Linked DNA regions of Mus musculus: region 2 is linked to region 1. The links are chromatin contacts, found by POLR2A ChIA-PET in ENCODE. All regions are on one chromosome and are shown on one strand. The core of a region is the stretch at or near the end of the contact, and the rest is flanking DNA. Distances in the headings are between cores, read along the strand shown. Region 1 holds the start of Slc27a3 (solute carrier family 27 (fatty acid transporter), member 3). Region 2 holds the start of Ints3 (integrator complex subunit 3).

The links. ChIA-PET counts read pairs that join two places held with the same protein, here RNA polymerase II (POLR2A).
Region 2: POLR2A ChIA-PET joins it to region 1 with 12 read pairs in embryonic stem cell. The contact joins the promoter of Ints3 here to the promoter of Slc27a3 in region 1. POLR2A ChIA-PET finds 5 or more read pairs at or near these places in 4 of 5 experiments (Patski and embryonic stem cell).

What each region holds. Positions count from the first base shown.
Region 1 is chr3:90,388,104-90,392,059 of GRCm38, forward strand. It overlaps Slc27a3 (solute carrier family 27 (fatty acid transporter), member 3), which reads right to left and starts at 1,835. Exons shown (of 10, transcript NM_011988.3): 1 at 1,069-1,835; 2 at 587-796; 3 at 225-383. The coding sequence starts at 1,687. It overlaps Ints3 (integrator complex subunit 3), which reads right to left. Exons shown (of 30, transcript NM_145540.3): 30 at 3,277-3,956. The coding sequence ends at 3,925.
Region 2 is chr3:90,431,204-90,435,236 of GRCm38, forward strand. Ints3 (integrator complex subunit 3) reads right to left here and starts at 2,433. Exons shown (of 30, transcript NM_145540.3): 1 at 1,601-2,433. The coding sequence starts at 1,747.

The DNA of each region.
Region 1 (3,956 bases), core at 585-3,084:
TGGCTCTCAACCTGTGGGTTGCAACTCTCTTGACTCCCATATCATATGCCTACATAACAGTAGTAAAATTGCAGTTACAAAGCAGCAACGGAGTAATTTGTGGTTTGGGGGTCACCACACCCTGAGGAACTGTGACATAGGGTTGCAGTATTAGGAAGGCTGAGAACCACTGTGCTAGAGGGAATATGTGAGAAACTGAATAATGCCCAAGGAGAGAGACTAACCAATGCCCAAGCAGCCCACAATGCCCAGAAGGGAGCCAGACATGTGGTACAGTGGGAGTGCGAGGTAGATCACGTCCTCCTGGTGGACTCCACACAGATGGTAGAATCCCTGGCACTGTAGAACCTTCAGATGACTGATTCGAGCAGCCTTGGGCAGGCCTGAAGGGTGGCAAGAGGGGCACAGTCAGGAAAAGGGTCTGAGCTGTGTCCTGGAAAAATAGGTATTTTGGGGACTGGAAGGAGAGAAGCTGTGCCTGGGATGGTGTCCAGGGTGATCTGAAAGTGACAAGCGTCCCAGTCCTCTCCCCAGACCTTGCCACCCTCTGCCTCAGTGTCTGAGAAGTATTGTATCCAGTCCTCACCAGTAGTGCCAGAGGTGAAGATGTACAGGCAGGTGTCCATTATGTTCTGGGGGGCAGAGAGGTACCCCGGCACTGGCTCATCCACTTGGTCTGCTGCTTCCGATAGCAAATTGCTGATTCCAGCTACATTAGTTTCAGGGCCCGTCGCCCATAGGTGGAGCCCCATGGCTCTCAAGGCCGGCAGGTCCGGCTCCAGGGACTCCAGGAACTCTACAAGGGTAGGCAAACCCAGCTTCGAGGTTCTCCAGCTACTCTAAAGCCTTCCATCACCTGGTTGGTTTGCTCTGTCCTTGTGCAATGCTCTAGGGTGAGGGTGGCAATGTGGGGATCCCACGTCTTGCCTGGGACCTGTAATCCGACGGCTTAAGAATTCTTTGGGTCTAGCACATCCCTCCCCAAACCCAGGCCTCTTTCTTATTCCCACTCACTTCTGCACCTCGGGTCTAGGGAGCAGGCGCGCCCTCTCTGGCTCGCAGCCTTACCTGTGGCCAGCACGAGCGCACTCGCACCGCAGCTGCGGAGGCAGTGCAGCAGGGGTCCTCGGCGTAAAGCGGTGGGCACAAAGGCCGTGCGCAGGCCAGCTTTGGCCAGTCCGAACCAAATCCAAAGGAAATCCGGGCCCGCTGGGAGGAGCAGCGCCACGGTCGCCCCGGGTGCCAGAGGGGGCGCGGTCGTCCCTCTAGCAGCCGCATCTCCAGCCGGAGGCGCCACGCGTGCGCCTTCCTCAGTGCTGCCCCTGCCCGAGCCTCGGCGGCCCCCGGTCCAGCCCCGTGCGCGCAGAAAGGCGCGAGCAATCCGGTTGCTCTCGCGCTCAGCCTCCGCGTAGCTAAAGCGCTGCGCGCCGTGGATGAGGAAGGTGTGTGTCGGCTGCTCCCGGGCCAGGTACGCGAGACGCCAGGCCAGACTGCACCCGCTCTCAGAGCTTTCGGGGTCGGCGGCCGCTGCGGCCAGCGCGCGTGCTCGAAGGGCCCTTTTGCAGCGGAGGGCGCGAACTGTGAAGGCCAGGTCGGCCGGCAGCCAGCGCAGCTGAGGCCAGACGTCTAGCTTCAGCAGCAGAGGCAGGAGCAAGAGTAAGGGCAGCAGCAGCAGGAGGGCCGCCATGGTGCCCTTTTCCTCTAGTCCGTCCCAGCAGCTCACACACACTCCAGGTGGTCCTTCCTGAAACACTAAGCCAGCTTTGGTCCGGCTCGGACAACCTTTCTTCCCGGGAACGTGGCGCGCGTGCGCTGGCACCCGCCCTTCCCACCCAGCTTCTGCGGTGTGGCGCGGGAGCCAGGAGTGCGAGAGTCGGGGGCGGCCCGGCCCTCCCCACAACCCAGGCCCCGCCCTAGGCGCACACGCTCCGGAATTTGACCGCTGGTGGCCAGCAGCCTGTCGGGTCCAAAGAGGTGCCTACCCTCCAACCCCACAGCTGTGCATTTTCATGGCCACCTAAGCTATTGGCTGGCTTATAGTCCTGGTCCTGGAGCCATTCAATCCTTTGATTGTTCTTTGTCACCCATGATGGGATGGTACCACTGCTCTCTTCCTAAGGCGACTGAAGAATCTGGCCCCTGGCCAGGTCGGGTCTGCAAGTCTGGGCAAAACAGCTGCCTCCAGCTACCAGCAGCAATAGCAACCCCCCAGGGAATGGGTGGGGGAGCCTGAGAATTAAGTTACGGGAAAGGTGGAGGCCAATCTGCCAGACTTGTGAAGGGAAGCCCTTCATTTTAGGCAAGGATACAATAATTGGGACCAGGCAGCAAATGTTTCCCATCCTGGTTTTAATCGGTGCAGTGGAAACTGGGGATGGGAAGAGGAAGAAAAAAGAGGCCTCTTGGTGGTTTAGAGTTTCAAAAGTAGTGGCTTTAAAAGAGCATGGATTCTCAGAAGAGGAAAATGTCCAGGCTGAATCAATGGAGTGTGTGCACTAAACCTAGCCTTTACCTCTCCTCAGCAAGGCATCGAATGTCCCTGGACAGGGAAGCTGAAAGCATGATCTGGGACTATCCTCTGCTGCTATATGGGGACAGTAAGCAGTCAGACTGGAAGAGCGTCTCCTGCCCTGGCATTTGAGCTTTCATCCTCTCTCCTTCAAAACTCAACGTAGAGCACCCTTCCCTGCCTAAACCCCTGGGAACAGTGCACTTACTAAAGTGAGGGGCGAATGCTGGCTTTGGAGGATATGGAGGTCTTAGGTGTGTGGATTATGTGCACGCTTGAGTGCACTTGTGTATTCATGGGGTGGAGGCCCAAGGTACAAGTCAGGAATCCTAGATCACTCTCCACCTCATTCGTCAAGGTAGGCTCTCTCAGCTGAACCCTGAGCTCACTGATAGCTAGCCAGCCATCTGACTCCAGGGACCCAGTCTCTGCCTTCTGAGCTCTGGGATCATAGGCAAGCCACCATAGAACTCTGGTCCTCATTCGTGTGTGGCAAGTTTTTTATCTACTAAGTAACCCCTCCCCTCCCCTTCCCACCCCACCCCACCTCCTAAAGATGAAGTTCCCGAGAAGCAATGGGCAAGGCCAGCCAGCCTGCAGGGAGATGGTGCCAGCATCAGCTTCTAAGTGGAAAGGTTAGATGTCTGACTCACTCTAGTGGGAAGGATCTCAGATCAAAGCCAAGTCCCTCCTGGAGACATTGTGTAGTGGGGAGAGGGGTACAAGTTAAACAGAGGCGCCTATATACACAGGACGAACAGAGATGTCAACTCAGGCACAAAAGATGTTCTGGCTTGTTTCATTATCACTTAAAAACAATTTAAAACTCGATTATCTTTGCCAAAAGAAAAAGCAAAAACAGAACCACAGAAAATCAGGCCATCTGACAGTTCTGAGGAACTTGCCTCCAGGACTCCCCTGGGCTCTGGCTCAGCTTGAAGTGCCAATGCCGGGCCAACCCAAGCATCCCAGGTGCAGCAAGAGCCTCTCACGCTGCCATTGGGTTCTTTTCTGAAGGCTGTGGCATCTGCCCAGATGGGCACCGCCCACACCAGGTCAGATGCCCACTTCACACTGGTGTAATGACCACCGTCCACAGACTACAAATGCAGACTGACAGGAAGCAGGGGGAAATGCCCACTCACACAGCATCTGCTGTCACCCCAGCTCCTCTGCCCAGCAGCCTCTTCATCACTCCTTTCTCTGTCCAAATGGCTCTTCGGAGACTTGGGGAGGAGCCGGCGGCAAAGGACTTCCACCATGATCTGCTTCTGCACAGCTTCTGGTTGCTGTGAGAACCTACCAGTGGGAGCAGCAGTGAAGAGGGGGTGAAAAGAGCTGGAGGCCCTGGGAGGAGAGGAGAGGTGGGGCTGCATGGACCTTTCTCAGGCTGGGGCAGGGTGGGGATCCAGGCCTCAGTCACTGTCAGAACCCACAGCAGAGGAGC
Region 2 (4,033 bases), core at 1,183-3,682, 44 kb after region 1:
AGAAGAAGAAAAAGGAGGAGGAGGAGCAGGAAGAACAGAAATAGCAAACTTGTCTAAATGCTTATAGAATTATACAATGAAAACATAACTCACTTTCCAGCCAGCCAGACGTCTGCTGGCAGATAAACCACACAGTTGCTATAAGACCAGTTTGGTTCAAGTTCACTGCTTTCTTTTGAGACAGGGTCTCTGTAGTCCTGGCTGTCCTAAAGCTTGCTATGTAAACCAGGCTGGCCTTGAACTCAGAGATACTCCTCTGCCTCTAGTGCAGGCCCATAAAGTTTCTTTTTGTGTGTATGTGCCATCATCTTGCGATCTACTGTATCTTCTTCTTCTGCCTTTTGTTTCTGATGGCAAGATCTAGCTAATGATGCCCCAGCTAGCCTAGAACTCTCTACACACTCACCATTCATCCTCATTCATATTCTCAGTCTATCTCTCTCTTTCTCCCTGACTCAACCTTCCAAGTGCTAGGATTACAGATGGGAACCACCACGCAAGGCAATCTCACATTTTTTCAACTCTGAGTTTACCTGCCTACTCTGGCATGTGATAAAGGACTGTGACATAGTGTCAGGGAAACAGCCTGTGAGTGAGGGGACAGGGCCTGTTCATTTCCTCCCCCTATCCTTGGGTAACCATGGAACTGAATGCTTTAGGCTTTACAAACAGTTCAACAATCATGCCTCCGTCTGTCCTACATCCTAAGTACGTCTTCCTGTGTGTAAGTTGTGGAAGTGGCTACACAGATCATCTCTAGTTAGTCAAGCACAGGGTGAGACCAAGCAAAGAAAAGGAAGGGACAAGCCTCCTCACTCATGTTCTGTGTCTGCCTGTCGTTGTTTTGTTTTGTTTTGTTTTGTTTTGTTTTCTGAGGCTGGGTTTCTCTCTGTAGCCCTGGCTGTCCTGGAGCTCTCTTTGTAGACCAGGCTGGCCTCAAACTCACAGAGATCCACTTGCCTCTGCCTCCCGTACCTCTCCTTCGTGTGTGTATGTACTCTCTGGTACTAAGGAAAGCAGTCCCCTATATACTGGCTCACCCCACTGCTATGACTGATATTACCAAACTAGATACTACTTACTTGTAAGTCTTCACTCACTCTATAAATGCTCGGTTAAAATCACTGACAAGTGTCTGTATCCACACACAGTCAATGATACCATCTAAGAAGAGGGGCCAAGTCTGTAGGAAGTTGCCAATCCTCAGACACCTGCCTGTAAACACATATATACTTTTCAACTTAACACTCTCAAATAGGGTGGATATTTTAGATAGCTATTGGTGTGTATGTGGGAAGAAATGAAAATAACTTTGGTCAGTACTGATGCTACATCCCTTCTGTAACCAACACCCCTCACACCCATTTTCTTAATAGCGGCAGCTGTTACTAGGGCAACCTGTCCAGGAAATTGACCCACACTTCTTCCTCCAGAAGCAGGAAGCAAGAGCAATGTTTCTGCCTTACAAAAAAAAAATAATAATAATAATAAATAAATAAAATAAACTTGAAGGCCTTTTCTCCCCACCCCCACCCCATATGCGATCCAGCATCCCTCCTCAACCCAATTCCTTACTCCCTTCCCCACCCCCCACACCTACCTCCTCTAACTCATCCTTGGCATCCAAACTGGTTGAAAGTAGCAGCCTCCCCCCTCCTGGGGCTCCTGCTCCCGCTCCTCCTCCTCCACCTCCCGCTGCTCCTGATGCAGCAGCTGCTACGGTCCCCTTTCCCTTCTGTAACTCCATGGCTGCAGCCAAGAGACCAGAAGAGGTCAAGGGAGTAGACGGGTGTTAAGTCCTAGAAATGGAGAACTCTGGCTTGCCAAGGACGAGGAGCAAGAGGAACAAGTGGGAGGGAGGCCGACAGGCCTGGCTTTCCGCACTCTTGCCTCCTCTCCTGCGGAGGGGGAAGGCGCGGGTTCTCTAGATGCTCCCTCAGGAGTGGCCGGGCTGGGGCAAAGCTTTTGCGCAGAAGTATGGTAGACTAAGGGTCTTGTGTCCTGCAGGGAGATAGGCAAGGCTGCCACCCTTGCAGAAGTGGAGGGGGAAACCCTCTGGCTTCTTATCCTGAAAGGAGGGGAAACCCTAAGTTTCTGCCTCTCGAGGCGTGGGAAGGAGTCCTGGCCCTGAATTGGGAGTGGGAAACCTTCCCGGCGGGATTGGGAAACGCGGTTCCTTGGAATCCGGCCCCTAGCGGGTGAGGATGCAGCAGGAGCGCTATGGGAGGACCAGCTTCTCCCCACACCACACAGAGGCGGCCATGGTGGAAGGGCGGGGGAGGCTGAGAGTGCCCGAGCGGGCAGAGTCGTCGCCGGCGCCGGAAGTGAGCAGTCGCGGTCCCGGGCGTCCGCCAATAGCGGCTTCCGCGGTGGCGCCAGGTCTCTAAGGAGTAAGCCGACGACGGCGGACTGGCCTTTTCCCGGGCTGCCAATTGTAGGGAGAAGAATTGAGTCTGGTCTGACGGGCAACAAGTGTGCCCAATCGCATCCTTCCTCTGCATCTGGAGGCGGGACGGGAGGTACGGAGTGGGTGCTACTGCTGGGCGATCCGGAAAAAGCCGGGCTGCGCCTGCGCGCGCCAACACGCATGCGCGACGTTTCCCTCTTGCTCCACTCCCTACAGGTGTTCGGAACGTTGTCCTTGGGTAGTAGGCTGGGAGGATGGAAACCTAGCCCATAAGTGTCTATTCAGGAAAAGGAGCTGCCGAGTCCCAACCCCTACGCAGTCGCGTAGCAAACGCCCTCAGGGTCTGAAGCTACTTCCTGAACTAAAAATGCTACACGCGGCCGATTGTATGAGCTCTTGGGTGTGCAATTATTAGTAACAATTTGAAAACAAAAAAAGTGCATTGATTCTCTAGTGCAAACCAAATAGTTAGAATCGTACCAGCACTCGCTTTAACACAGTTTACTAAGTGATGGGACCTCGTCTTTTGAGACTCTGGGACTGACAAATGTCACTGAAGCCTATTGTATTTACACACACACAATCCATTGAGAGTTGTGGTTTGTTGTGATCATAGTAGGGCTTGATTGTATGAGAGTTCTTTTACCGTGCGTCTCTCAACAGAACTTTTCATTTTTAGGCGTATGAGCCTATTGCTGTCCACAGCTCTAAGGTGGGTGTGGTAATATATGCCTGCCATCCTAATACGTGGGAAGCTGGCCCATCAAATTCATGTTCCCCTTCCGTCCCCCATTTGTAGATATAGGCCTATTTTCCTGCACTATCCATTTTCAAGGCCAGTGGGCAGGTAAATTGTTAACAATGTCCTTGGAAGAATTCCAAGTTCCATAGCTACTGTTTTGGGAGTGAAGCACTCTTGAACCCAAGCTGGCCTCACTTTTGTGGCATTCTTTCTGCCTCCCAGGGACTTCTGTATCCTAATTACAAATAAAATAAGACCCGGACTGGCCGATCTCCAAATACACTTCTGGCATTCTACAATCCTCCTGAGTAAGCTTTGAATAACTTCTAGGTAAAGGACTGATTCAGCCTCGGAACTACAAACAAGTCATTACAATAGCTTAATATAACCGGGACACATGTATTGGATGGAAAGAAGAAAAAGAAAGGGCCGGGCGTGGTGGTGCACGCCTTTAATCCCAGCACTCGGGAGGCAGAGGCAGGTGGATTTCTCAGTTCGAGGCCAGCCTGGTCTACAAAGTGAGTTCCAGGACAGCCAGGGCTACACAGAGAAACCCTGTCTCAAAAAAACAAAAAAAAAAAAAAAAAAAGAAAAAAGAAAAGAAGGAAGGAAAAAAGATGTATAATACTGAATATTCTTTCCATTTTTTTTTTTTTTTTGAAGTGTACTGGGTTTGTTTGTGGTACTGATGATTGAACTCAGGAATTCAAAATAGGTAAATGCCCTGCCAGGGAACTTCCATGTGCTTTTTTTAATTTTAAAAATTCATTTATTGTTTTTTGAGACACTTGTTCCTATGTAGGTAAGGATGACTTTCCTGATCCTCTCAAGAGTTAGGACTGCATGTGTGCACCACCACAATTGTGCTTTATAGCATCTTTAAA